2 separate regions of the Homo sapiens genome follow, and region 2 is linked to region 1. Evidence: read pairs that join two places in POLR2A ChIA-PET (ENCODE). Cell type or tissue: MCF 10A. All regions are shown on one strand. Each heading gives the region's core, and the rest is flanking DNA. Links, peaks and the distances in the headings are about the cores only.

What was found. Peaks named below come from ENCODE experiments on the same cell type or tissue, not always from the same donor. Only the 100,000 strongest peaks of a DNase experiment are listed, where the experiment ranks them.
Region 2: POLR2A ChIA-PET joins it to region 1 with 24 read pairs; 3 of 35 experiments call an interaction of 5 or more read pairs at or near these places.

The regions. Positions count from the first base shown.
Region 1 is chr9:84,129,274-84,146,305 of GRCh38, reverse strand. No RefSeq gene overlaps it. Among named protein-coding and RNA genes, the nearest start is that of SLC28A3-AS1, 140 kb to the left of the region's middle. In MCF 10A, for the core only: no CTCF peak of the experiment used is centred there; DNase peaks (open chromatin) are centred at 6,795, 8,175 and 9,955.
Region 2 is chr9:83,956,835-83,968,480 of GRCh38, reverse strand. It overlaps HNRNPK (heterogeneous nuclear ribonucleoprotein K), which reads left to right. Exons shown (of 17, transcript NM_031263.4): 17 at 1-398. It also overlaps a transcript of QNG1 not described here. Among named protein-coding and RNA genes, the nearest start is that of QNG1, 5.9 kb to the right of the region's middle. RefSeq lists an enhancer at 5,163-5,793. In MCF 10A, for the core only: no CTCF peak of the experiment used is centred there; DNase peaks (open chromatin) are centred at 5,500, 6,060 and 9,240.

The sequences.
Region 1 (17,032 bases), core at 4,290-12,289:
AGGCAAAATGTATATTGAGGAAAATGCACGTATCTTAAATTGATAATTGAATGCGTTTTGCTAAATGTACACACCTGTGCAATCCACCATCAAGATAAAAAAAAATTTGCATTACCCCAGAAAGTTATCTTTTTTCCAGTTTTATTGAGGCTTGCTTAACAAATAAAAATTATATATATTCAAGGAGTACAGTGTGCTGTTTTGATTACCCCAGAAAGTTCCTGCATCTGCTTCCCAGTCATTCCCTGCCCCACTCTCAGGGCACCCACTGTTGTGACTTTTATCATCGTAGCTTAGTGTTGCCTCTACGTTAACTTTATAAAGTGGAATCATGCAGGATGTGCCCTTTGTTCCTAGCTTCCTCCTTCAGTATAATGTGCTTGAGACCTATCCATGTTGTTATATATATCAGTAATTTGCTCTTTTTGTTGCTGAGCCATATTCCATTATAAAACTAAACCACAATTTGTTAATTCATTCTCTTATTGACAGTTATGCAGGTTGTCTTCAGATTTTGGCAATTATTCATAAAGCTGCCATAAATATTCTTTGTTTTTCTTTTGAGACAGAGTTTCGCTCTTGTTGCCCAGGCTGCAGTGCAATGGTGTAGTCTCAGCACACTGCAACCTCTGTTCCCAGGTTCAAGCAATTCTCCTACCTCAGCCTCCCATGTAGCTGGGATTACAGGTGCCCACTACCACGCTAGGCTAATTTTTGTATTTTTAGCAGAGACGAGGTTTCACCATGTTGGTCATTCTGGTCTCAAACTCCTGACGTCAGGTGATCCACCTGCCTCAGCCTCCCAAAGTGCTGGGATTACAGGCGTGAGCACCCAGCCTTTCCTGCCATAAATTTCTTATACAAATTTCTTATATAGTCTTGCTATAGATGTATTATTTTATTTCTCTTGGGTAAATATCTAGGAGTAGAGTTGCTGGCTCATAGGTAGGTGTATGTATAACTTTTTTAAACAGGCAGACAAAAGGCTTTCCAAAGTCATTAATAACACACCCTGTTCCCACCTGCAAATTATGAGAATTCCAGTTGCTCCACATATTTGCCAACGTTTGTGTTGTCTGACTAATTTTAGCTACTTTTAAAATGTGGTCACTCACTGTGATTTTTAATTTGCATTTCCTGATGACTGATAACGTTGAACACCTTTCATATGCTTAGTGGCCATTCTTATTAGTTTGTTTACAGAGTGTCTGTTCATGTCTTTTGCCTATTTTTTTTATTACATGGTTTTTATTTTGTTACGGATTTGTAGAAATTTTTAATATATGTGGATAAATGTCCTTTCTCAGATATGTCTCCACCCCCACATCCACCATATGTGGCTTGCCTTTCATTTTCTTAATGGTACTTTTGATAAGCAGAATTTGTAAAATTTTCACGATGTCCAATACATCAATTTTTTTTATGTTTGGTGATTTCTGTGTCTTCTCCAAGAAATGTTTACCTACCCAAGTTTGAGAAGACTTTATTTTTATTTCATGAAAACTTCATAGTTGTAGTTTTTCCACTTAGTCTCTGATCCATCTTGAACTAATTTTTGTGTGTGGTATGAGATAGGGATTAATATTCATATTTTCATATATTTATCCTGTTGTTCCAACATCATTTGTGAGAAGATTATTCTTTCTCTACTGAATTACCTTGGCACCTTTGTAAAGCTCAATTAGCCACATACGCATGGGTCTATTTCTAAACTCTATTCTGTTACATTGATTCATATGTGTATTCTTACACCAATATCACACTTAATTACAAAGTTAGAGAATACTTTGAAATCTGGTAATGTGAGACTTCTAACTTTTTTTTTTTTTGAGACAGGGTCTCATTTTTTCACCCACGCTGGACTGCAGTGGTGCAATCTTGCCTCATTGAAGCCTCGAACACCTGGGCTCAAGCAATCTTCCCACCTCAGCCTCCTGAGTAGCTGGGACTAAAGGCATATGCCACCACACCTGGCTAATTTTTTTTTTTAATTTTCTGTAGAGATAGGGTCTCACTATTTTGCCCAGGCTGGTCTCAAACTCCTGGGCTCAAGCTGTCTGCCCACCTCAGCCTCCCAAAGTGTTGGGATTACAGGCATGAGCCACTGCACTTGGACAAGTCCTCTAACTTATTTTTTCTTTTACAAGATTGTTTTGGATATTCTAAGTTGTTGAATTCTTACATAAATTTTAGAGCATCACTTCCGCTGTACTGTATTGGTCAAAGCATTCATAGAGCAGCCCAGATTCAAGGGGGCAGAGAGGAAACGAATCTGTCTCCTAATGGAGGGATGGCATGAATACACAGAGAGGGAAGGAATTGATGGTAACTACTTTTCAGACATTCTGCCATCTAGCCACAATAATTTGCATCCCTGCCAAAAGTCAAATACACTAACCCCCTTCAAAGATCTCCAAAATCTCATCTCATTATAGCATCAACTCAAAGTCCATGACCTCATCGCCTGAGCCCCAATGAAGGCAGAACTGCTCAGGTGCAACTCCTTGAGTACAGTTTTGCTCATTAGAACTATGATCTACATGACAAGTTATCTGCTTCCCAAACTCCCAACTTACAATGTTGCTGCAAGGAAAGATAACCACAACAGACACCAATGTTCAGAAAGGAGGGAAATAGGCCCACAGCAGTCACTGGTCCATAGAAAGTAGCCATATGAAATTAACTCTCTGTGCCCTCCTGCCATTTCCCACACACACAGGCCCCAAATGCTTGTGGCCAACCTAGAGCAGAGCTTTACAATGAGTGTGCCACAGTGGGAGCCACGACCGTGTCACAGGGTGCTGCTGGCCACCTCCAACTTGGGGCACCTAGTCTAGTGTTTCTCAAAGGGCAGCCCCAGGGAAGTGGGCCCTGGTGGGGGAAGTACAATGAATGACACAGAGACACGCAGACTTCTTGTCCCATTGTAATAGGATGTGAGAAACCAAAGAGATGCCCTCTCACCTGGCTCAGCAGCCCCTTACAGCACACCTCTGTCCCCAGGGGCAGGGGCTGCTGCAGCCGCTGGGGAATAGGCGGCAGGTCTGGGAAGGCTAAGCTGAGGCTACTGGCACACCCGTCAGGTATGGCCCCAGGCTTTGTCTTCACATTGCCTATACTTCTACCCATTTTTGGCTCCCGTGCCCTCTTCTTCATGGTGCCTGAGCACTAACAGAGCTTCATCATTATCTTGAAAAACTTGCTATGAAAAATTTCTATCAGACTTGAAATCCATTCACACTACCACAAGAAATTCCAGTAACATATTTGTCAATGAAAGCAAAGAATGAGCTGTTAGATTCCTTAAATAAAATTTTAATTGTAAATTTTAGAATGGTTTAAACATTAAACCATTAGATTTAAATAAATTAAACATTTTAAATCCCTGGCTTGTGCAAAGTATAAATAGTGACTACTGACACCTTGAAAAGATTGCCATAAAAAAAAATCTTCATCAGGATTTCCTCACAGATATTTTAAGATTATAAATTAATATTACAGCTATGTTCTTATTCAGCAATAAAAATGAATGAGGTACAGATACATGCTACAACATGGATGAACCTTGACAACATTACACTAAGAAGCCAGACACAAGAGACCATGTATTGTATTATTCCGTTTATGTAAAATGTCCAGAATAGGCAAATCTGAAGAAACAGAAAGGAGACTAGTAGTTGCCCAGGGCTGGGGGATGGAGGGAATGTGAGTGATTGCCAATAGATACAATTTTTCTTTCCGGGGTGATAAAGTGTTCTAAAATTGACTGTGGTGATGGACACATAACTGTGAATATACTAAAAACCATTAAATTCAGGAGACTGAGGCAGGAGAATCGCTTGAACCTGGGTAGCAGAATTTGCAGTGAGCCGAGATCACGCTACTGCACTCCAGCCTGGGCCGCAGAGTAAGACTCTATCTCAAAAGCAAACAAACAAACAAAAATCATTAAATTGTATACTTTAAATGAGTGAGTTGTATGGTGGGGGTATTCGTTTTCTGTGGCTACTGCAACAATTTACCACAAACGTGATTGCTTAAAACAACAAAAATTTATTCTCTCACAGTTCTGGAGGCCAGAAGCCCCACGGCAGCATCAAGGTGCTGGCAGGGCCCCTCCCGCCTCTTCCACCTTCTGGTGTCTGCTGTCAATTCCAGGCTTATAGCTGTGTCATTCCAATCAGACAGCATCTTCCAATCTCTCAGCTCCGTCTTCACAAAGCCTTCAGTGTGTATCAAATCTCCCTCTTGAAGGACACAGGTGACTGCACTTAGGGCTTACTCTTGTAATACAGGATAATATTCCCATCTCAAGATTCTTAACTTTATTATGCTGTAAAAACCCTATTTCCATATAAGGTAATAGTCACAGGTTCCAGGGATTGGAATCTGATATCTTAGGGAGTGGAGGGATCATTTTTCAGCCTGCAAGAGTATGTGAATTACATCTCAATAAAGCTATTTTTAAAAACAGGCACAGTATAATATATAAATTAGTATACATTTAAAAAGTTATATTCATGTTATAGATTCAAGAAGATTTGAAAGACATACCAATCGATCGAAAACTTTGTTTTGATCTTGAATTGACCCAAACGGATCAACAGTAAAAGACATTTTATTGAGGCAAATGAAAAAAATTGAACATGAACTGGATGCCAGATAATACTGAGAAATTATTTTTAATTTATTGGAACTGAGAATGGTATTTTGGTTATTTTTAAAGTCCTATCTGTTAGAGATTTGCATTTTAGTGTTTTCAGATGAAATGAAGTGATTCCTGGGATGTGCTTTTAAATATTCTAGGAAAAAAAAAAAAGGAGGATGAGGTAGATGAAATCTGAAAGGCAAATGTGGATAGCCGTTTAATCTGGGTCCTGGCTATGCGCAAGAGGCGAGCTGGTCATTATGCCATTCTCTTTATTTGTATCTGTTTGAAATTTTTCCATAATAAAAGTTACATTCGTGGAAACAAGCTCAATTTTCTCATTTAAAATTTTGAGCAGATTTTATTTGGAAGTTTAAAACACATACAATTTCTTCTAATACTTCATACATATTTTCTTATAATTCTATAACATTAAAAACTGCATTTAATTTTTAAATAAACCTCACAGAGACGCTCTGAAATCCCCTCCAGTTTTACCCCAAATGCTCTTGAAATCAGGTCATTTTCTGTGTGCCCTGACGGAAAAGGTTGGAAAGGCTCGCCCTAGAGAAGCTGATTTTTTGCGAAGGGCGGATAAATACAGGTTTTCAAAATCTTCCGTTTCCGAAAATGCGCAGGGCGCTCGCTCTCTTCCTCTTCAGCATCTTTTAAAGCGCTTTCAGAAAACAAAACGCTTGCGATTGAAGCAGCGCCCGCAGCTGCAGCGCGGGTTTCAAATGCCCCACTATTTTGAAAGAAGACCCGCACACACGCTCTTTGTGTTCTTTTTTGTTTGTTTGTTTCCCAAAGGAAAAGCTAAATCCACCCCAGTGTTTTCATACATTGAAAATGAAAGGCTTGGGGGCTGCCATCGAGCCGACGGAAGAAGACATTTGGCAGAGAAGGCCCCTTCGGGGCTTTCGTTTCCCCCAAACCCCAGTCAATTCGCACCGTGCCTGCCGGGACGCGGCCATCATCGGGGACTTGAGCGAGGACGCGAAGCCGTGCCCGTCCTGGCGGGGCCGCTTTGCCTGGGGAGCCAGGTGTAGGGTGCAGAGTGCTGGGGGCGGACCGGCGTGGAGGGCGTGGAGACGGCAGGTGTCTGCGGCTCCTTTGCAGCCATAAAATCGACCGGGGCTGCAGCCGGCTGGGGCGCACCCCCTCTCCAGACCCCCGGATGCACCCCGCAACCATGCTGCCCATCATTCCTCCCCTGGTGCTTAAGTATTTGCTTACCTCTGAATTTGGTTGTTGGTTGGCTGTTTGACTCACAAAGTAAAAAAGTTTCAAAGAGAACCAGAAAGGTATCCCTGGAAATTCCGTCTCTCAAGGTCCCAAGCCTAGCTTTCCCATGGAGGAAACCAGCGCTACCAGGCTCTTTGTCACCCTTCTAGATATTTCTATGCCTATACACATGTGTATACACATGTATTCAAGTAATCACACACATTCTGCCCCCACTTCCAAATGCTTGCACCACACACACGCTGAATGTTCTTAACATCTTGTGTGTCTTACCTTGTATTTTTACCCTCAAGTTTGTATTGTGGAGATTATACCCTCTCAATATAGAAAGGGATGGCTTGCATTGGGTTTTGATTATTCAATGCTTTTTTAAGGCTATGTATTTCCCAGTATGGATGTATCATAATTTATGTAAGCAATTCCATATTGATGTGTATTTGAGTTGTTTCCAGAGTCGTGCTATTCCAAGCAAAGCTGCCATAGATTTTGCAAACCCTCCAAGCTTTTATGCAAGACTACTCTAGTTTCCTTTAAAAGAAAGACATACACACCATGCTTACATAAAAAGAGAAGGCAACAAAAATCCCCTTTCCAACACACTTAGAATCTGACATTCTTTTAACAGAAGTAGCTGCTCCCCCGACAGAATCAAAACAACGCGGTAAGGATTCGGGCTGTAGAGCTGGCTCCCGTCTCATAATTCCTACTCCCATCTCAACAGATGGCTTTGTAGACAAACCACTGAGGCTCCAGGGTATAAGGATTTCTACCAAGGATATGTTTTCCTTTACCCTCTGACCCTGAGCCAGTTCATAGAAAACCCAGCTTTATTGTTTTTGCAGCCTTTCTTCCCTCAACAAACATCAAGGCTCTGCCTCCATTCCAAGCTGGCATTTCTCCCAGAAAATTGCTCCAGTGTACCTCACGCCTGCCTGGCAATGAATGCAAGTCAAGAAATTGCAAGCAAAGACCTTTAGACAATAGAAACGAAACCAAAGTGCCAGGGGACAAAAGAACGGGAAAGAGACCACTCATAAGGGAAGTGAAAGTGTTAGGCCTTGCATTATCATGTCGTTTGTCCAAATCACCTTTTGCCAACATTCGACCAAATCAAAAGGGGCCACAAGTTTCTCTCAACAACAGCCAAAAGAAATTCATCCAATAATCAAATTCCTCCAGCAGCAAGAAAGAATATCTCATGGTCACACACACACAATGTTTAATTCATTTGGGCAGATTTGGGAGAAAATGAGCTTAAATTAATAAAAAGTCAGGATGATGGACTACTTAAGGAATACAAAATGCAATCCTGTGAGCACTGAACTAGGGCAAGTGCACCATCCACAGAGCTGACCTTAAGAAAATATGCTTTATATGAAAACTGACGTGTCTGAAGTCTTTAAAAATAGTTTATCCTATAGAGCAGATTGAACATTTCCATATGAGGTTCTTCTTAATTTGAGTCACCAGACATCTTTCCTGCCCATTTTATATTAATTAATTCATGTTCCAAATCTGAAAATGCATATGGTTCTATTTTAATGCTTCGATACAGCAAAAACACAAATACTTCAAACACCCTAAAGACAGCCTTTTACTAGTTTGGAGGCTGTTTCTGCATGAAAAGTTAGCACAGTCATGCATCGCTTAATGAAAGGCATGCATTCTAAGAAATGCATTGTTACGGAATTTTGTCATGTGCCAACATCATAGAGTGCACTTTTCCAAACCTAATTTTATAGCCAACTACACACGTAGGCTAGATGGTACAGCCTATTTCTCCTAGGCTACAAATCTGTACAGCATGGGACTGTACTGCATACTGGAGGCAACTGTAACACAATGGTAAGTATTTGTGTATCTAAACATAGAAAAGGTACAGTAAACACATGGTGTTATAATCTTATGGGACTATATTATAATCTTATGGGAACATCATATATGTAGTCTATCAGTGACTAAAATGTTGTTATGTGGTGCATGACAGTATTGCAATTATGTGTCTTACTAAGGGGGTAGTCAAGGCTCAGAGACTGACCCAGCTGCTTTCCTAAAGGCTACTCAGGACAAGGGCTTTGTTATTAGACAGTGCTATTAGACTGGATGTACTTTCCCCAGATTGCTCAAGCTTTCATCCATAGTAAGTGATTATACACTGGGCTCCTTTGAGTTTAGGTACATGGAATGATGTCATGTCCTTGGCACAAGATAGCGCTGTCCTCCTGCAAGAGTTCACACCAGCTTGCAGTGGGGTAAAGTGGGGGCAGCAGAGGGAAGGAACTCAAGGACCTCAGAGACCTTTGGGCCCACACTTTTCAGAAGCCTTCTGAAATGGCAGAGCAAGTCAGGACCTGCCAAGGTATGATTCAGAATTGCAGCACCCCAAAGCTAGCAAGAAACTTGTAGGTCACTAACTCACCCCAGCCCATCCCCCGAAGCCCAGTAAGGGCTATACAGTTGGGTAAAGGCAGGACCTGGGCTAAAACTCAGGTATGTTCTTTTTTAAAGAGATAGATCTGGCTATGCTGGCAGGCTGGAGTGCAATGGCTATTCTCATGTACACTCAGGGCTCACTGCAGCCTCAAATTCCTAAGCTCAAGCAATCCTCCCAACTGAGCCTCCCGAGTAGCTGAGACTACAGGCACGCACCACCACACCTGGCTAAACTCAAGTATCTTGACTGCCAGATTGGCAGCCTGTCTCTTACAGCAGTGCTTCTCCAACTTTAACATGTGTATGAATCACCTGGGGAGCTTATTAAATGTAATTCTGATTCAGATCGAGGGTAGGGTACGAAATTTTGCATTTTGAATAAGCTTCCTGTGATGCCAGTGTTGCTAGTGGAGGACTAATTCTCTGAGAAGCACATTATTACATCTCCATTCTTAACATTTCTCAATCACAGAAAAATCCAGAAAACAGTCCCTCCTGCACTGCCTGGGATCTGAAGAAAGACAGTCATTTTCTTAATCTCTTTTTATTATTATTATTATCAAATTGACTTCAAACAATTAAGTCCCAGCCTTCTCCACTGGAGAGGTCCCTGAATTTCTGCCTAGCCACTTAGTGGGAAGGGAAAGAAAACTGTAAGACTAATATTCCCATCCTTTCTATCAGGTGAGTTTCCATCTAAAGCAGCAGCTCTCCAAGTGTCATCCACAGACCAACAGCTTCACCCAGACTCTTGGTAGAAATGCAAATTTTAAAACTCTAGGAGTGAGTCCCAGAAAGATGTGTTTTAACAAACCTCTCCAGGTGATACAGATACAGTCTCAAGTCCAAGAATCAGTGAGGTAAGACTCATAGCCAAGAGCAGCCAATCAGTGCTTGCAGCTCTGTATCAAGGAAGGGGATTGTATCCAAAAAGTGCTCGCAAAACAATCATCCTCCAGCTCCAGGACATGGACCACTTTGGAGCAAAGAATTGTATATAATCATAACCCAAACCAATGAGTCTGCATGATTATGTGGCCCACCCATGGTGTCTCTCTTCATTGAACTCAAAGATTCCCGAAGCATCAAAAAAGACACTCAAATTTGCTCCCTCAAGGGTTCCTGTCCTTCAGGAAGTACAACCGTAGTGTCCTTGGAACCACGTGTGTGGTCATAGCCCTCTCTGCCTCACACCCCTGGGTGGAGTGCTTTATATACCTGGCTCTCTCCACCAGATAAGATGACAGCTTCTTGCCATGTTCATCTGTGTGTGTGTGTACACGTGTACCCGTGTGTATGTGCCCGTGTGCCCGTGTGTGTAAACTCCTCAACTATATGTTCTTGGAACAGACACCATCTCAAGCTCCATCCTGTCAAACAGGCTGGGACACCAGCAGGTGAAGCTGATGCAGCCGACCTGTGTTCTGCCATGGTAATATTATGGAAATCCTGTAAATATAATCCCACACCTTCTACCGTCTATGCACCTCCCTCATTTTTTAAAATGAGAAACAATAAGAAAACCTCGTGAAAATGTTTGCTGTAACTTTTAAGCTTAATAAGCCCAGCCCTAATAGAACATTCGCTTCTTTGTCTGGCATATAAAGTTGTGATTCATCTGTACGCAATTCCACCTTGTTTGTTATACTGTTGCCATGACAACATTTTTCAAGTACCAAGTAAATTGTGGAAGAGCACATACAAACAGCACACTCCTATAGGTAAATACTTCATTACTATCTGCACACACATTTCATTCACTGCATCCGCTCTCTCCTATCTCAATAAACGCAGCTCTATTTACATCCAGTTTTTGAATTCTTTCCTCCCAAGGATATGTGAAAGCTTTGCTCCACCTGAAAAAGTCTAAATCAAAGACGATTTGGGTTTGAATATTTTAAAATATTTTTCTTTTTCCACAGTTATTCTGGAGGGGCTATCGACACAACAGAAGTTTTAAATATCAAACCAAGAAGTTAATATCCAAAGTTCTCTCCAACCCAAAGAGCAGACATTTCTGCCTTCCATCTCCATGCAAACCGCACAACACCCAGACACCAGTGGTGGACTTTGAGAGTTGACATCCTAGTAGTTTACATGCTTGTTGGGCATTTGTGTACTTATAGCCATACGAGCTCTAAGCCCCAAGTGGCCAGGATGTCTGTATCATATCTTGAGATGTGCTTAGATACAGATCTGTATCTCATCTTCACCTCTCCCATATCAACCAATGCAATGGTTCCATGGATAGATGCATTGGAATCATTTGGGAGCTTTCAAAAGTAGATTCCTGGGTGCCATACCTGGGAACTACGTTCTGAGTAGGTCTATAAAATGGCCATAAAAATTGTCCTTACTCAGAGGACTGTTGTGAGAATTATATGAGATCAAAAATGCACATAAGGCTGGGCGCCGTGGCTCACGCCTATAATCCCAGCACTTTGGGAGGCCGAGGCGGGCAGATCAAGAGGTCAAGAGATCAAGACCATCCTGGCAAACATGGTTAAACCCCATTTCTACTAAAAATACAAAAAAATTAGTTGGGTGTGGTGGTGCGTGCCTATAGTCCCAGCTACTCGGGAGGCTGAGGCAGGAGAATCGCTTGAACCCGGGAGGCAGAGGTTGCAGTGAGCCAAGATCGCACTACTGCAATCCAGCCTGGTGACAGAGCGAGACTGTGTCTCAAAAAAAAAAAAAAGGACATAAAGCCTGTAGCCCTAGGCTTGGCATTATAGGCAATTAATAACTGACAACTGTATTTATTGACAGTAAAACATTAATGTTAATAATGAAGGACTACATGGGTAGGATCATAATGAAATCTGATGAAGGACCCCTGTTTGATAGTAAAGTGCTTGTAGGAATGTATTAGTCAGTGTTCTCTAGAGGGACAGAACTAATAGGATAGATGTATATATGAAGGGGAGTTTATTAAGGAGTATTGACTCACACGATCACAAGGTGAAGTCCCACAATAGGCCATCTGCAAGCTGAGGAGCAAGGAAAGCCAGTATGAGTCCCAAAACTGAAGAACTTGGAGTTCGATGTTCGAGGGCAGGAAGCATCCAGCACGGGAGAAAGATGGAGGCCAGAAGACTAAACCAGTCTGCTCTTTCCACATTTTTTTGCCTGCTTTTATTCTGGCCACACTGGCAGCTGATTAGATGGTGCCCACCCAGACTGAGGGTAGGTCTGCCTCTCCCAATCCACTGACTCAAACGTTAATCTCCTTTGGCAACACCCTCATAGACACACCCAGGAACAATACTTCGCATCCTTCAATCCAATCAAGTTGACACTCAATATTAACCACCAGAAGGAATGCATACCCCAAGCCAGGACACTTGCGAGAGTGGAAGAGAGTGAGTGCTGTTAACAATTATACCAGGACCACAAGCATAAACCAAAAGGTCCTTGGCAAAAGGGATGTGTGATGTTCCTACCACAAATCCTTCTTTACAGTTAACACACCTGGTTAGGTTTCCATGGATAGGGCTGGCTGTTTGATTAGGTTAACAGCTGATCGTATCATCTCTTTGGATATGGTGATACAAATATAACATCCTGGCATGGGCTTTTATACTCTGCAAAAATGTATAGACTGGCACTAACATAAGGTGTTCAGACAAAGCTGAGTTTATTGCTTACCAAGGTAAAGGAGAACACCAGCTCTATATTACTTTGTGTTTAGGATATGGGATGTCAAGTTTAGAATTTACTGAAAATTGGAAATTTAAAGTTTGGTTTAAGGTGGGTCTTTCAACTGGGGAGATAAAGAGGGCATGATTAGGATTGGGTAAGGATGACACAATAGTCCAGGATTGGTGGAAACAGCAAGGTGAGGAGTTTTAAAGCAAGTGGTTCAAAGAATCTTTAGTCCATTGAAGAGTGTATGGGCCTTTTGGGAAATTTCAGTAATGGACAAGGAACTCTGCCTGGGTAAGAGTCTCTCGGAGTTTTAAAATTATGATAATGAAGATACTGGACTAGCAAAGTCATGTTAAGGTAGACAGTAAGTTATATGGGGAATAGTTTGAGTCCTCAGTGTCCAAACTGTGCGTAGGGGGCCAGGGGTGGATGGTTTTTGTACTCAACCTTTCTAGAGGCCAACTGGGCAACAAGTGTAAGGGGTCTTAAAAACATTCCCACTTTTTTACATTGTAATTCTATTCCCAAGAATCTAAGGAAATAATCTGAAGCATGTACAAAAATTTACGTAATGAAGATGTTCACTATGGAGTACAATTATTTATTAATAATAGCCCCAAATTGGAAATAACCCAAATGACTGATAGCAGGTAAATTGTGGCACATACATGTGGTAGAATTTTTGAAGCCATTAAAAGTTTACTAAAATAGGCCAGACACGGTGGCTCACACTTGTAATCCCAGCATTTTGGGAGGCCGAGGCAGGTGGATCGCTTGAGGTCAGGAATTAGAGACCAGCCTAACCAACATGGTGAAACCCCATCTCTACTAAAAATACAAAAAAAATTAGCTGAGCGTGTTGGTGCATGCCTGTAATCCTAGCTACTTGGGAGGCTGAGGCAGAATTGCTTGAACCCAGGAAGCAGAGGTTGCAGTGAGCCAAAATCGTGCCATTGCACTCCAGCCTGGGTGACAGAGTGAGACTCTGTCTCAAAATATATATACTAAATATATTAAAATATCATATACTAAAATATATAAAAACAATGGAACATGCCTGTACTATATTTGTTAAGAACAAAAGCAGATTATAGACTCAAATAAACAAACAAAAAAAAACCCTGCTAGAAGAATATATACCAAACTTACTAAATATAGTACATCAAAATGATACTTCTGGGTAGTTTATTGACAGTTTCAATGTCCTTCTTTTCACTTTTCAGTGTTTTATATATAATTTAACTGAGAATGTATTACTTTTATAATCAGAATTTGTATGTAAGCAATAACATTATGATAGAAAAACAAAATACAAGCACAAAATTTTTAAAAAACAAATAAAAACTATCTGTAATTTTACACCAAGACGTAATTGTACTGAACCTTGTGGTGTACATTCCTCTAGATATGTTTCTATGTGTTTGAGAAAGTGGGACTTTGCTATTATGAGTTAGTACGGAGGGGAAAAAAAAGCACTTTGCCCCCAAGATAAACAAATAAAAATACAGAATCACTCTATCTAGCAGCAGTCCCCAAAACAAAGGAAACCTCATCCCTCTCCTGTGTGCTGACTTCTCTAACAGTGATAATTTTTTTTTTTTTTTGAGACTGATCTCGCTCTATTGCTCAGGCTGGAGTACAGTGGCAGATCTTGGCTCACTGCAACCTTCACCTCCTGGATTCAAGGAATTCTTGTGCCTCAGCCTCCCGAGTAGCTGGGATTACAGGTGCCCACCACCACACCCGGCTAATTTTTGTATTTTTAATAGAGATGGGATTTCACCATGTTGACCAGGTGATCTTGAACTCCTGACCTCAAGTGATCCACCTGCCTTGGCTTCCCAAAGTGCTGGGATTACAGGCGTAAGCCACTGCGCCCGGCCATAAACAGTGATAACTTTATCCCTGCCTTTTTTGTTGCTGACATCTACAAATATATGATGTTCCTCACAGATGTGATAGTTGTGTGAGAAAACTATTTTTCTACCATGACTACACTATCTGCAACCTTGGTAATCTTGTGGGGAATTTTCTTTAAATGCAACATTCTATCTTTTATTCAGCAGGCAAATTCTTCTAAAGTCTAAACTCCTTTGCAAAAAATTTTCAAATAAAAGTTACCTTTCTTTATGCTTTTTTTTCCCTAGTTTTCCTTTCATGTATACCTAATAAATATATGTATTTAGAAAAAAAAGACATATGTGACCTTTTTTTCAATTAAAAATATATCCTGGCTATCTTTTATGTCTATAAATATAAATTTGCCTTTTTAATGACCGAATGGCATTCCAATATTTGGATATTGGACATTATATGTAACCAGGACACTACTGTTGAATTATGTTGTTTTAATTTACAAGAAAAAAAACAAACAACCCAATCAAAAAGTGGGTGAAGGATGTGAACAGACATTTCGCAAAAGAAGACATTTATGCAGCCAAAAGACACATGAAAAAATGCTCATCATTACTGGCCATCAGAGAAACGCAAATCAAAACCACAGTGAGATACCAACTCACACCAATTAGAATGGCGATCATTAAAAAGTCAGGAAACAACAGGTGCTGGAGAGCATGTGGAGAAATAGGAACACTTTTACACTGTTGGTGGGACTGTAAACTAGTTCAACCATTGTGGAAGTCAGTGTGGCGATTCCTCAGGGATCCAGAACTAGAAATACCATTTGACCCAGCCATCCCATTACTGGGTATATACCCAAAGTATTATAAATCATGCTGCTATAAAGACACATGTACACGTATGTTTACTGCAGCACTATTCACAATAGCAAAGACTTGGAACCAACCCAAATGTCCAACAATGATAGACTGGATTAAGAAAATGTGGCACATATACACCATGGAATACTATGCAGCCATAAAACATGATGAGTTCATGTCCTTTGTAGGGACATGGATGAAGCTGGAAACCATCATTCTCAGCATACTATCGCAAGGACAAAAAACCAAACACCTCATATTCTCACTCATAGGTGGGAATTGAACAATGAGAACACATGGACACAGGAAGGGGAACATCACACACCGGGGCCTGTTGTGGGGTGGGGGAAGGGGGGAGAGATGGCATTAGGAAATATGCCTAATGTTAAATGACGAGTTAATGGGTGCAGCACACCAACATGGCACATGTATACATATGTAACAAACCTGCACGTTGTGCACATGTACCCTAAAACTTAAAGTATAATAAAAAAAAAAAAGAATTATGTTGTTTTGTTTTGTTGGCATTATAATAAAAGCCAGAATAAACAGACATCCATACATTTTTGTGTCTTCATCTAGGATAAATTCCTTGAATCAGACGTCTAACTGTAAGGATGTATGTATTTTAAGGTTTTCAATATATACTGCAAAATTATCCTCCAGAAAGGTACACTTACAATTCTCCCAGCAATGCATCAACATTTACCCAGTGACCTTCTCAACATTAGGTATTAGTGCATGTTTTGGTATTCATCAATAAGATAAGCTTAAATGGCATTTTATTTACATATGTACTTATTAGAAATATGAACTATTTCTTCATCTCTTTCCATTTGTATTTTTTATTTTGTGAATTGTTTATAACTTCTCCTGCTTTTACATTGAGATATTCGTCTTATTCTCATGTATTTATAAATGTCCTTTATATGTTAAAGATATTATTTGTCATATATTGTTATCCAGTTTTTTGAAATTTCTTTTTTCAAAATTTTATTTATAATGCTTTGGGTGTGCATTGTAATTAAAAAGAAGTTTTAAATCCAGCTATTGTTTCCTTTATGGCTTTCTGCCATTGGTGTTATATTTGGAAAAGTTTTTTTAATACCTCTAAGTTACAGGAGTTTTCACTTATGACTCTGTGAGTTTTAATATTTAATTTGCAAACTTGTAATTCTTTTTTTTTTTTTTTTTGACACAGAGTCTTGCTGTGCAGCCCAGGTTGGAGTGTGATGGCATAATCTTGTCTCACTGCAAACTCCGCCTCCCGGGTTCAAGCGATTCTCCTGCCTCAGCCTCCCAAGGAGCTGGGACTACCCGTTTTTGTATTTTTTGTAGAGACGGGGTTTCACCACGTTGGCCAGGCTGGTCTTGAATTCCTTACCTCAAGTGATCCACCCGCCTCAGCCTTCCAAAGTGCTGGTATTAAAGGCATGAGCCACCACGCCCAGCTGTAAATCTTTATTTCTAAATAACATATATATCCTGATTTTCCTTGATTCTTCAATTTCAGATACATCGGGCACAAATTTTATGCACCTCCTCAGTCCCTTGGCCGCCTCTTTGCCTTACCTACCACCACTGGCCAGTTCTGCCACTTGGGGCTAACTGGTCACTTGCCTTGGGAATGTCAAAACCTTCCCTGTGGGCACAGCTGCACACCCAGGTCAGAGTTTCTGGCTCCTCCCTCTATTTCAGGACTTAGATGAAGCACCACACTGTACAGCATGGTTCCTGCCATCCCTGGCAGCTTCCAAAGATGCCAAATGATACCATCTGGATGTGCAGAAGAGTGAACTCCCATGGAGTGAACTTTGACCAAGGGAAAGCAAGAGATGGGAGGGATCTGGGCACATAAACTCCCTCGCCTTCCTCCTCATAGATTGCTGGGAAATACGGTCACTCCTTGCAACCCATCTTAAAAAAGTCTTGCATGCTGTGTGGATCTACCTGACCATCGGCCTGCTTTGTCTCTGGGAGTATGTCAGTCTATCTCTCGATCTCTTCCCTTGCTTCACATTCCTTTTGTGCTCCTTCTTGATTCCCAAGTCGTGTGGCTCTCAAATAAGTCACCAAACCTTTCCGTCTTACCTTGGCCCTTGTTTACTAAGAGAGCCTCCCACTGCTTCTCCCCCTCTGCCTCCTCCTCTTTGACCTTCTTCCTAGAATGTTCATCAGCTTTCTTTTCCAACCTTTCCGCTGAATTTTTAAAATTCATGTTAACATTTTTTAAAGACCTTTTTTAGTCTCAAGTGTCCTTTCTTGTAGCATTCTGCCTTCATTTCACTAATGCAATATCTTTTCTTATCTCTCTGAAGATATTGATAGCCTCTTTAAA
Region 2 (11,646 bases), core at 2,161-10,160, 180 kb after region 1:
GAAAAAATTGATTATTTTTATTAGATAATTTCTCACCTATAGACTTAAACTGTCAATTTGCTCTAGTGTCTTATTAGTTAAACTTTGTAAAATATATATATACTTGTTTTTCCATTGTATGCAAATTGAAAGAAAAAGATGTACCATTTCTCTGTTGTATGTTGGATTATGTAGGAAATGTTTGTGTACAATTCAAAAAAAAAAAAGATGAAAAAAGTTCCTGTGGATGTTTTGTGTAGTATCTTGGCATTTGTATTGATAGTTAAAATTCACTTCCAAATAAATAAAACACCCATGATGCTAGATTTGATGTGTGCCCGATTTGAACAAGGGTTGATTGACACCTGTAAAATTTGTTGAAACGTTCCTCTTAAAAGGAAATATAGTAATCTTATGTATTTTTTTGTGTGAAGTGTTTTTCTAGCATTTATAAGTGAAAGCTGGCAGGGGTGGTAGTTGGGCTCATAATTAACGTGGTAATTTAGCAAAATGAGAGCCTAGTCATCCAATTTTTTTTTTCTTATAGTCAGCCAGAGCTTTCCTCATTACCTATGAGAAATTTTGAGTGAGTTACTTGGTTCCTTTCTCTAAAATAGCTTTAGTTTGATGTTTGAGAATATCGGAGATAATGTAAAATAACTGCAGAGTATGGTTCCCGGCTCATATTTCTGAAGTACTACTTATTAACCTCCAGCTGTCCAGAAAGCTTGAAAACTGTTTTTGTTTTGTTTTGTTTTGTTTTTTGAGACAGTGTCTTGCTGTTTTTCCCAGGCTGGAGTGCAGTGGCATAATCTTGGCTCACTGCAACCTCCATCTTCTGGGCACAAGCAATCTTCCTGCCTCAAAACAGATGAACAACTATATAGGAAAGGAGTCATGAATGTAATTATTGAATTTAGGTCAGAGGCTTGTGTATAATAAAAGTAACAGTTGGGCAGTTCTAGAATTCATGTAAGTATTAATAGTATGAACAGAATAATGTCTTTTAAGGGAAGTAGAGTTGAGTGACATTTAGTTTGGGGAGGGACGTAGAGTGATCTTTTGATTAATGAAGAACATGAAGTAAATGTCAAAATATTACTTAAAACTAGTGAATGCTACCTGTGGTATGGTTTCCCCAGTGTGGTTGAGTTGGGGTTGCTCAGGGTGAAATGAGCCCTTACCCCTAAAGAAAAATGACAAGGACACTTTAGTCAAATTGTTAATCCTACTGAAGGAAAGCATCCCTGGAGAGAACACTGGCTTCCAAAGCTTTTATCTGTTACCTGTAAATGAGTTATGTAACACATGGACCATTAGCTGCAAATGTTTTCACTTTTGCATTTTACAATAATTTCAGACCTTAAACACATCATTCTACTGAAGACTTAATGGATTGAAGAATATCTGGTATTGATATCTTTGATATACAGCTTTGGGAGGGAGAGGGGCCTTTTGCATTGCCACTGCTATTGATTGGTAAATGGTATTTAAAATTTGGGTGAGAATTGGGACAGGTTGGGAGAATTTTCACAAAGGGTGGGAGAAGTGAACATAAGCTCTTTAATTAAATGGAATATTGAGACAATTTTGTAAGAAGTTACTGGTGTATAATGCTGACTTAGTTTCAAAAATTTAGCCTAACTTTTTGTAAGTTAATTACCAAAATGCCAACAGACAGAAACCAAGTTGTACTAGTTATCTCAAGAATTTAAAACCTTTCCCTACTATTCAAATTTTGTTTGCCTTTGTTTTATTGTACTGAGACATATAATGTAAAATACTAAATCTGATCTAATAGCAAAGAAAATCAAACCAAACAGCAAAATTTCCTTTTAAAAAACCCTTTCATTAGTTTTAAGGTTTTTTAGTACTCAATTACTACCGTTCCACGTGAATTAGGTAATGAATTGCTTCAGATTGCTGTGATTCGAAGTAAATTTAATTAGCCTCGGTGCAGTGGCTCACACGTGTAACCCCAGCATTTTGGGGGCCAAGGTGGACAGATGGCTTGAGCCCAAGAGTTTGAGACAGCCTGGGCAATATGGTGAAACCCCATCTCTACAAAAAATTAGCCAAGCATGGTGGCGCGTACCTGTAGTCCCAGTTAGGAGGCTTGAGGTGGGAGGATCGCCTGAGCCCGGGAAGTGGAGGCTGCAGTGAACCTTGATGGCACTACTGCACTACAGCCTGGGTGACAGACCCTGTCTCAATCCAGTAAGTTTTTATGTTAAAGAGAACCAAAAAAAGGAGAAGAATTTTTGTTTTTAAAAAGATGGTCTGGCTGTGTCGCCCAGGCTGGAGTGCAGTGGTGCTATCTCGGCTCCTGGCTCAGGCCATCCCCAGAGACCTTCCTATATTTCAGACCGGGGCAAGAGCAGTGGGAGATGATTAATGAGAGAGCAGAAACTCCAGATGGGTTGAAAAGGACGCCAAAAGCACAAAAACAAGGCACTAGCCTCACTTCTAATTTGAAACCCTGCAAAGTGTTCCTATGACCACATGGGATAGAAAGCACAGAAGACCGAGAGATACACAATGTTTGGCACAGAGATGATCTGAGATTACAGACACAAACACCCCACAGAATTTTCCTTTGATTCCCAGATGTCGTAAGAGGGACATCACTTGAGAACCAATGGGACTTGTGATGGGGTCATTATGGTGAAAGATAGGGTTACTGCATAGTAGCAGCTGTAAGATAAAGAGCCCAGCTAGTGGCTGGATACAGATGGCAGAATAGCAAAAGATTTGCAGTACCAGTGAAAGCCAAGGCGAGATAGTCAAGGAGAGACCACTGAATTGAGTGCCAGTTATATTAGCTTTGGCGCACACCTATAATCCCAGCTGCTCAGGAGGCTGAGGCAGGAGAATTGCTTGAATCTGGGAGGCGGAGGTTGCAGTGAGCCGAGATCGTGCCACTGCACTCTAGCCTGGGCAACAAGAGAAAAACTCCGTCTCAAATAAAAAAAGGAAGACCAGTTTTTTCTGCTATCAGTGGGAATGGGAATTTATGAGAAAACTCACAAGGCATATCTAGGAATTTACCCTGGAATTACCAAGAAACAGGAGAGTTAAGACTAATGCAATCAAACCATAAATTCTAGGTGGAGGTGATCTCACTTGGAATGGGCCTTCAGATCATTTATTCATACTTTGTGTCTCAAATTGGTACCAATTCTGTGTATAGTTCAGACTCTGGAACTCGGGATCAGGCTGACACTGCTGAGACTGCATCATGGTTTGACCAATTTTCCCTGCCCTGTGCTCCTTTCCTCATTCTGCTTCAACTGAGAGCACTCTCGAAGTGAATCAATTGCACAAAAATCCCTGGCTTAGGCTCTGCTTCTAGGACTTGATCTAACACAGTTAAGCTGAAGCTAAAGCAGAAATGTACATCACCCACATATCCTGGACTTGATTGTGATGCAGCAAATAATGAGACTGGGTTGTCTCCCTCAGAAGAGGGGGTGAGAAACTTATGAAGAATAACTGCATTATACTAGTATTTCTGAAAGTACATGAGAAAAAAATTCTTGAATGCTGAACAGCTAAAGGGTGAATTATAATGGACATCTTATTAATACCACATCAGTTTCCCCTTTCTAATTGCACACAGTTTTCCTTGAGTTTTTCTCTCTCCATTGTACATAGGCTTGAGGAGAAAGAAATCCTGGTCCTTAACGGGTTATTTTGTCACCCCAGAGGGTGGACATTTGATTTAGGCTTGGCCAACCAGACTCTTTCTCCTGAGATTTTCAATCTTGAGGAGAATGATGCAAGCAAGCTGTAATGCTTATAGGTTTTTTTGGGTTTTTTGTTTGTTTTTTGAGATAGTCTCCCTCTGTCACCCAGGCTGCAGTACAGTGGCATCTCGGCTCACTGCAACCTCCGCCTGCCAGGTTCAAGTGATTTGCCTGCCTCAGCCTCCGGAGTAGCTGGGACTACAGAACTACAGCCACCACACCGAGCTAATTTTTTTTTTTTTTTTTTTTTTTTTTTTGAGACAGAGTCTTGCTCTGTCACCCAGGCTGGAGTGCAGTGCTGTGATCTCTGCTCACTGCAAGCTCCGCCTCCCGGGTTCTCGCCATTCTCCTGCCTCAGCCTCCTGAGTAGCTGGGACTACAGGTGTCCGCCACCACGCCCGGCTAATTTTTTTGTATTTTTAGTAGAGACAGGGTTTCACCATGTAAGCCAGGATGGTCTCCATCTCCTGACCTCGTGATCTGCCCGCTTCGGCTTCCCAAAGTGCTAGGGATTACAGGCGTGAGCCACCGCGCCCCGCCTTTTTTTTTTTTTTTTTTTTTTTTTTTTTTTCAGTAGAGACACGGTTTCACCATGTTGGCCAGGCTGGTCTTTTTTTTTTTTTTTTTTTTTTTTCCTGAGATGGAGTTTCGCTCTTGTTGCCAGGCTGGAGTGCAATGGCGCAATCTTGGTTCACTGCAACCTCTGCCTCTGGGATTCAAGCAATTCTCCTACCTCAGCCTCCCATGTAGCTGGGATTACAGGCAGGCGCCACCACACCCGGCTAATTTTTGTATTTTTAGTACAGACGGGGTTTCACCATGTTGGCCAGGCTGGTCTCAAACTCCTGCCCACCTCGGCCTCCCAAAGTGCTGGGATTACAGGCGTGAGCCACCACACCCAGCACAGACTGGTCTTGAACTCCTAAACTCAGTTAATCTGCCTGCCTTGGCCTCCCAAAGTGCTAGGATTCAGGCATGAGCCACCATGCCCAGCCTATAGTTCATTTTTTAAATAGCACTAATTAGAAGACAACTTTGGGCAGTTTCTGCTCTCAAAACTCTAAAGCTGCCGGTTTTCTGTTTATGAGTCTGGTTACCCAGCCTTCTCTTCCATCGTGTGAGCTTTCTCATAACCTTTCAAAACATTCCTCTCACCGCAAAAATAATAACTGTGAGGTAATGCATTTACTAATTAGCTAGATTTAAACATTCCACAATGCAAGTATACTTCAAAACATCATGTTGTACGTAAGTACATATAATTTTATTTGCCAATTAAATTTTTTTTTTTTTTTTTTGGAGACAGTCTTGCTCTGTCGTCCAGGCTGGAGTGCAGTGGCGCGATACTAGCTCACTGCAACCTCCGTCTCCCAGGTTCAAGTGATTCTCCTGCCTCCGCCTCCTGAGTAGCTGGGACTACAGGCTCGTGCCACCACGCCTGGCTAATTTTTTGTATTTTTAGTAGAGACAGGTTTTCACTGTGTTAGCCAGGATGGTCTCACATCTCCTGACCTCGTGATCCGCCCACCTCGGACTCCCAAAGTGCTGAGATTACAGGCATGAGCTACCGCACCCGGCCTTAAAATTTTTTTTTTTTTAATTTTGCTTAGCCATTCAGTGGCTATTACATGCAGCCCTTCAATTAAAGAGGTTTATCTTATACAGGCAGCATTGCTAATTTAAGGGAGGACAGCAACAAAATAATGGATGACAGCTCTTGCTCCACCTCAGCTGCCACTGCTGCCAACCAGTTTCACTAGACCATAGTTACGCCATGTCTGGGGCTGATCAGTCATTTCCTAGAAAGTGCCAGGCTCTACCTCAAGGTTGAACAGGCAGGACAATGAGTAACATACCTGGGCTCTTTTTTTTTTTTTTTTTTTTTTTTTTTTTGAGATAGGATCTCACTTTGTTGCCCAGGCTGGAGTACAGTGGCAGGATCTCTCCTCACTGCAACCTTTGCCTCCCAGGTTCAAGCCATCCTCCTGCCTCAGCCTCCTGAGTAGCAGGAACTAGAGGCGCGTGCCACCATGCCCAGCTAACTTTTTTAAATTTTTTGTAGAGATGGGGTTTCACCATGTTGCCCAGGCTGGTGTTGAACTGATGGACTCAAGACAATTTGCCAGCCTCGGCCTCCCATAGTGCTGGGATTACAGGTGTTAGCCACCATGCCCAGCCCATACCTAGGGTTTCTGGCTTTTCCTTCACTTTCAGACTTGGATAAAATGCCACACCTCACAGGGATACGACTTCCTGAGTAACCACCAAAGGAGCTGGATGATGCAACCTGGAATTATGGAGGAGTTAACTCCCTGTGGGGCAAACTGTAACCAATGGGAATTTGTTTTCCTTCCTCCCAAAAACTGCCCTGAGGCAGTTTGTCCAGAAAGTTTGTCGAGAGACTTCCCCAAAGACTGTGCCAGCACTCCTACTGAGTGACTAGCTGTGTCTCTCTGAGCTCACCATGAAGCAGTGGCAGGACAATACAGTGTCCCCGTCAATGTCCACACCCAAAGATTGCACCTCATAGATTAAATATCAGCACTTAACCCCTGCCCCAGATTCTGTTTTCAAGGGAATCCAAGTTAAATAATCCTTTGTACCTGTTTATTTTTGTACTGTTTTAAAATAATACTTAGCTCTTCCTCCTAAGTAGGAAATATTAACTTCACTAATTAAAAGCAAAATATGGGCTGGGCACAATGGCTCACGCCTGTAATACCAGCACTTTGGGAGGCCAAGGCGGGCAGATCACGAGTTCAGGAGTTCAAGACCAGTCTGGCCAACATGGTGAAACCCCATCTCTACTAAAAATACAAAAATTAGCTAGGCATGGTGGCACACGTGTGTAATCCCAAGCTACTCAGGAGGCTGAGGCAGGAGAATTGCTTGAACCCAGGAGGTGGAGGTTGCAGTGAGCTGAGATCACGCCACTGCACTGCACTCCAGCCTAGGCGACAGAGTGAGACTCTTTCTCAAAAAAAAAAAAAAAAAAAAGCAAAATATGGTTCAAAAAACTCTAACTGGCTTTGAACTGTAGTAATAATGTTAATGATATATAATGGGAAACAATAGATTTATTCCATTATAATTTAATATTTTAAATCAGAAATTGAAGTAATTAATAGGCATGGTTTTCACAGAAAGATTCCATTCTATCCCTAAGTCATATCCTATAAATAGGAAACATTCCAAACTCAGTAAGGAGAGAGTAGGAAGAGCTTTCAATGACACTAAGAAAACCAGGAAAATATAAATGCCCTGCAAGCCAATGGACAATTTCAAGGAAGTGCTCAATCTTAAATGCTAAATATGGATAAATCAAGAAGAAAAGGAACAGAAAAATTACACTGTAGTGAGCCATATCTCTTTTCTGCTATGGCTTCATGGGGATTCAGTCTGTCATTTTGTGTATATAAAAAGAAATAAAAATAAGAGATGTCTTACCTCCACAAAATCCATTTCACTTCTATGCATAACTCTTTGAGCACATATGGGAAACTATGTCCTCCCACTAGCGATGTCTATTGTCCATCCACTGCTCTAGGCAACTTTTGCAACTTCCTCTGTTGCCCAGGCTGGAGTGCAGTGGCACGAACACAGCTCACTGCAGCCTCGACCTCTTGGGCTCAAGCGATCCTCTTGCCTCAGGCGCCTAAGAAGCTGAGACTATAGGCACATGCCACCACACCTAGATAATTTTTTTTATTGTTTTTTGTACAGACAGGGTCTCACTATGTTGTTGAGGTTGGTCTCAAACCCCTGAGCTCAAATGATCAGCCCGCCTCGGCCTCCCAAAGTGCTGGGATTACAGGCATGAGCCACCACACCTGGCCGACCCTCCATTTCTTTAATGCTATAGCCTATCATAGAAAATAGAAGATATAGCAATAATCATTCCCAAGAGCTTGACATGTAATTTAGCTAATCAAAAATGATGACTCTCTTGATGACTGGAATAATCTAACTTGGATACTGTTCAAGGGGGGGAAAGTTATATGGACACATCATTGATCATGTCTTCCTCCTTTGTTAACCTTTAAAATGCAAGCTTAGAGGTTATTTAGAGGTCATCACTATCTCTTCAAAAGCCTACCCCTGCAAGGCATAGTAGCTCACGCCTGTAATCCCAGCACTTTGTGAGGCCGAGGCAGGCGGATTACTTGAGCCCAGGAGTTCGAAGCCAACCTGGGCAACACAGCAGACCCCATCTCTACAAAAAAATTAAAAATTAGCTGGGTGCAATGGTACATGCCTGTAGTCCCAGCTACTCAGGAGGATCACTTGAGCTGGGGAGGTCAAGGCTGCAGTGAGCTATGACTGCACCACTGCACTCCAGTCTGTGTGACAGAGTAAGACCCTGTTTCAAATAAATAAATAAAGCCTATGCCTACAGGGTACAGCTTCTGCCAAAGATTTATCTATCTCTATCAGGAGATAGAGACCATCCTGGCTAACATCGTGAAACCCCCGTCTCTACTAAAAAAATACAAAATATTAGCCGGGCATGGTGGCGGGAGCCTGTAATCCCAGCTACTCGGGAGGCTGAGGCAGGAGAGAATGGCCTGAACCCGGGAGGCGGAGGTTGCAGTGAGTGGAGATCGCGCCATTGCACTCCAGCCTAGGCGACAGAGCGAGACTCCGTCTCAAAAAAAAAAAAAAAAACCAAAGTCGGGTGTGGTGGCTCATGCCTGTAATCCCAGCACTTTGGGAGGCCGAGGTGGGCAGATCATGAGGTCAGGAGATCGAGACCATCCTGGCTAACCGGGCATGGTGGCGGCTGATAGAACCGGGGCGGGGGGGCGGCGGGGGGCTGAGGCAGGAGAATGGCGTGAACCCGGGAGGCGGAGCTTGCAGTGAGCCGAGATCGGGCCACTGCACTCTAGCCTGGGCGACAGAGCGAGACTCCATCTCAAACAAAACAAAACCAAAAAACAAACTCAGGTTGCCATCAAAAGGACTGCAGCAATTCCAGGCCTTACATTCAAGGTCAATCAGGTCCAGAGGGAGCCTGAATCACTTCTGAAAATTCTCCTGGAAGAGTGAGGAAAAGCTTTTCTGCAAGCATTCTGCAAATCTTGCAACTCACTGAGGTGAACTGGGAAATATGCATAAACCTAATCCAGTTGCTGGCAAGAGGGTGATATTACCAGTCCTGACTACCCTTGAGTCTGAGGATGCTAAACTAAGCTACAAGGGAGTGCAGTTGAGAGATGGATTCCTAAACAGTATCACAGTATCTATTGGGAAGGAAAAAGCAGGAAAACCATGTTCAGTAGGTGAAGAACTCACTTTTTTTTTTTTTTTTTTTGAGACAGTGGGTTGCCCAGATTGGAGTGCGGTGGTGCCATTTCAGCTCACTGCAACCTCCGCCTCCCAGGCTCAAGGGATCCTCCCACCTCAGCCTCTGGGAGTAGCTGGGACTACAGGCTCCAGCCACCTGGCTAATGTTTTCTTTTTCTTTTTTTTTTTTTGTAGAGACAGGGTTTTGTCATGTTGCCCAGGATGGTCTCGAATTCCTGGGCTCAAGTGATCCTTGGCCTGCTAAAGTGCTGGGATTACAGGCCTGAGTCACCACGGCCAGCCCAACTCATTTTTGTATTCTCAGCATCTTGTAGACACACTTAAAAAAACAAAAACAAAAATCCCAGACACACACAGTTTTGATTTATCTCAAAGTTGAGTGAAGGAGGCATGTTTTATTCTTGTGTATACTACTTTTAGTGCTTAAATACCTTGAACATAGGCAGGAATTTGACTTTTTGGGTGGGAGGGGGAACGGGGGGGGGTCTCACTTTTTCTCACAGTCTGGAGTGCAGTGGCACAATCTCACCTCACTGGAATCTCTCTGCCTCCTGGGCTCAGACGATCCTCCCACCTCAGCCTCCCTAGTAGCTGGGACCACTGGCGCATGCCACCACACCCACCTAATTTTTTGTGTTTTGGGTAGAGACAGGGTTTCCCCATGTTGCTCAGGCTGGCCTCGAACTCATGCACTCAACTGATCCACCCACCTTGGCCTCCCAAAAAGCTGGGATTACAGGCGTGAGTCACCACATCTGGCCGGCATTTGACTTTTTTCTATCAATAAACCTCAGTGAGAGAAAAGGGTCTAAGTTATTTACCCTTCTGGATTATTTTGCAGATTGCTAGATTTCCTTGCTAAATCAATTTGTCTCCCAAGACTTAGGTGCTGTGGTAGAAAGGAAAAATCCCAAGCCAACAGACTTACATTTCCTTAACAACTGTATTAATGTACTAGTGACTTTTTCTGGAAAACGTATCATAGTGGAGTCCTTAAAGTTCCTTTTTCTTACCAAAATGAAGAAACTGGAGTGATGAAGATCTGCTTTTCTAGGGTAACAGCTGTCAAATTTAAAAGCTCCATTTGGGGCCAGGTGTGGTGGCTCATGCCTGTAATCCCAGCATTTTGGGAGGCCAAGACAGGCGGATCACCTGAGGTCAGGAGTTCGAGATCAGCCTGGCCAACATGGTGAAAACCTGTCCCTACTAAAAATACAAAACTTAGCCGGGCGTGGTGGCGGGCACCTATAATCCCAGCTACTCGGGAGGCTAAGCCAGGAGAATTGCTTGAACCCAGGAGGCGGAGGTTGCAGTGAGCCGAGACTGTGCCACTGCATTCCAGCCTGGATGACAGAGTGAGACTCCGTCTCAAAAAAAAAGCTCCATTTGGGAGGCCGAGGAGGGTGGATTACCTGAGGTCAGGAGTTTGAGACCAGCCTGGCCCACATAGGGAAACCCCATCTCTACTAAAAATACAAAAATTAGTCAGGTGTGGTGGCTGACACCTATAATCCCAGCTACTTGGGAAGCTGAGGCAGGGAGAATCACTTGAACCGGGGAGGTGGAGGTTGCAGTGAGCTGAGATCATGCCACTGCACTCCAGCCTGGGCGACAGGGTGAGATTCTGTCTCAAACAAACAAATTTAAAAGCTCCGAATCCTCCAAAAATACCAAGATTTTCCTGTCGGTAACTAGAGATGGGTACTGATGATTATTTTTAATAGGTGATTTTCAAAGATGTGAACGTTATCCATGGAGATTTAAGTCTCCAAAAGGAAAAAAAATGCATACCTTTATACTAAAACTTCATCACCAGTCAAATTTGGATCATCACTAAATTGGCTTCTACACCTCTCTCCTAATATAAGGTACTTGTGTAAGTTTGCAGTTGTGAGACACTTATTTCCTCATTTTTAATGTCTTCTCAGTAGGGCCACTGATATAGTCACTATTTGACTGACCAGAATGGTTGGCACTGGTGATTGGCTCATAAAGTGCCCTCGATTTAGGGGGCTCAATTATCAAAGGTTTAAATCCTAGCCCAAACCATTGCTGTGATGGGGGTTAATCAATGAACCACTCAGCTTCACTTGCAAAAGCGGGATCACAATAGCCGCTTTCGTCATGACCCAGCCTAGGTGAGATTTAGTACTTAAGTACACTGCCAGGCACACAAGGTTAATTTAACAATTTAACACATTTGTTTCCTCATCCATTTCTCCAAACCTTCCAACTAATCCTAACGTTCGTTCGGCCAAATGGGCCAGGAATTCACTTAAACAAAAACAAAAAACAAAACAAACAAAAAAACACTCCCTGGGGCTTGGGGAAGGAGGCACCGCCGCCCATGTCGCAGTCTGGGGGTGGCTCAGTCCTCAGCACCCAGATCTACGGCCATAATGCTCTTCGAGGCCAAGGAGCCCGGATGCGGGGCGTTGCCGAAGGCGTCTTGCTCAGGCTGCGGGAAAGGAGAGGGGTGGGAGCGGGGTGGGGGCATCGCGACCCAGGGCAAGGCGGCGAGTCGCCGTCTTCGAGTCCCACCTGTCCGAAGCGGGGTGAGAAAAGGCAAAACATGGCAAAGCCATGCACCTCCCAGGGTGGGCAACTCACGGCCGGT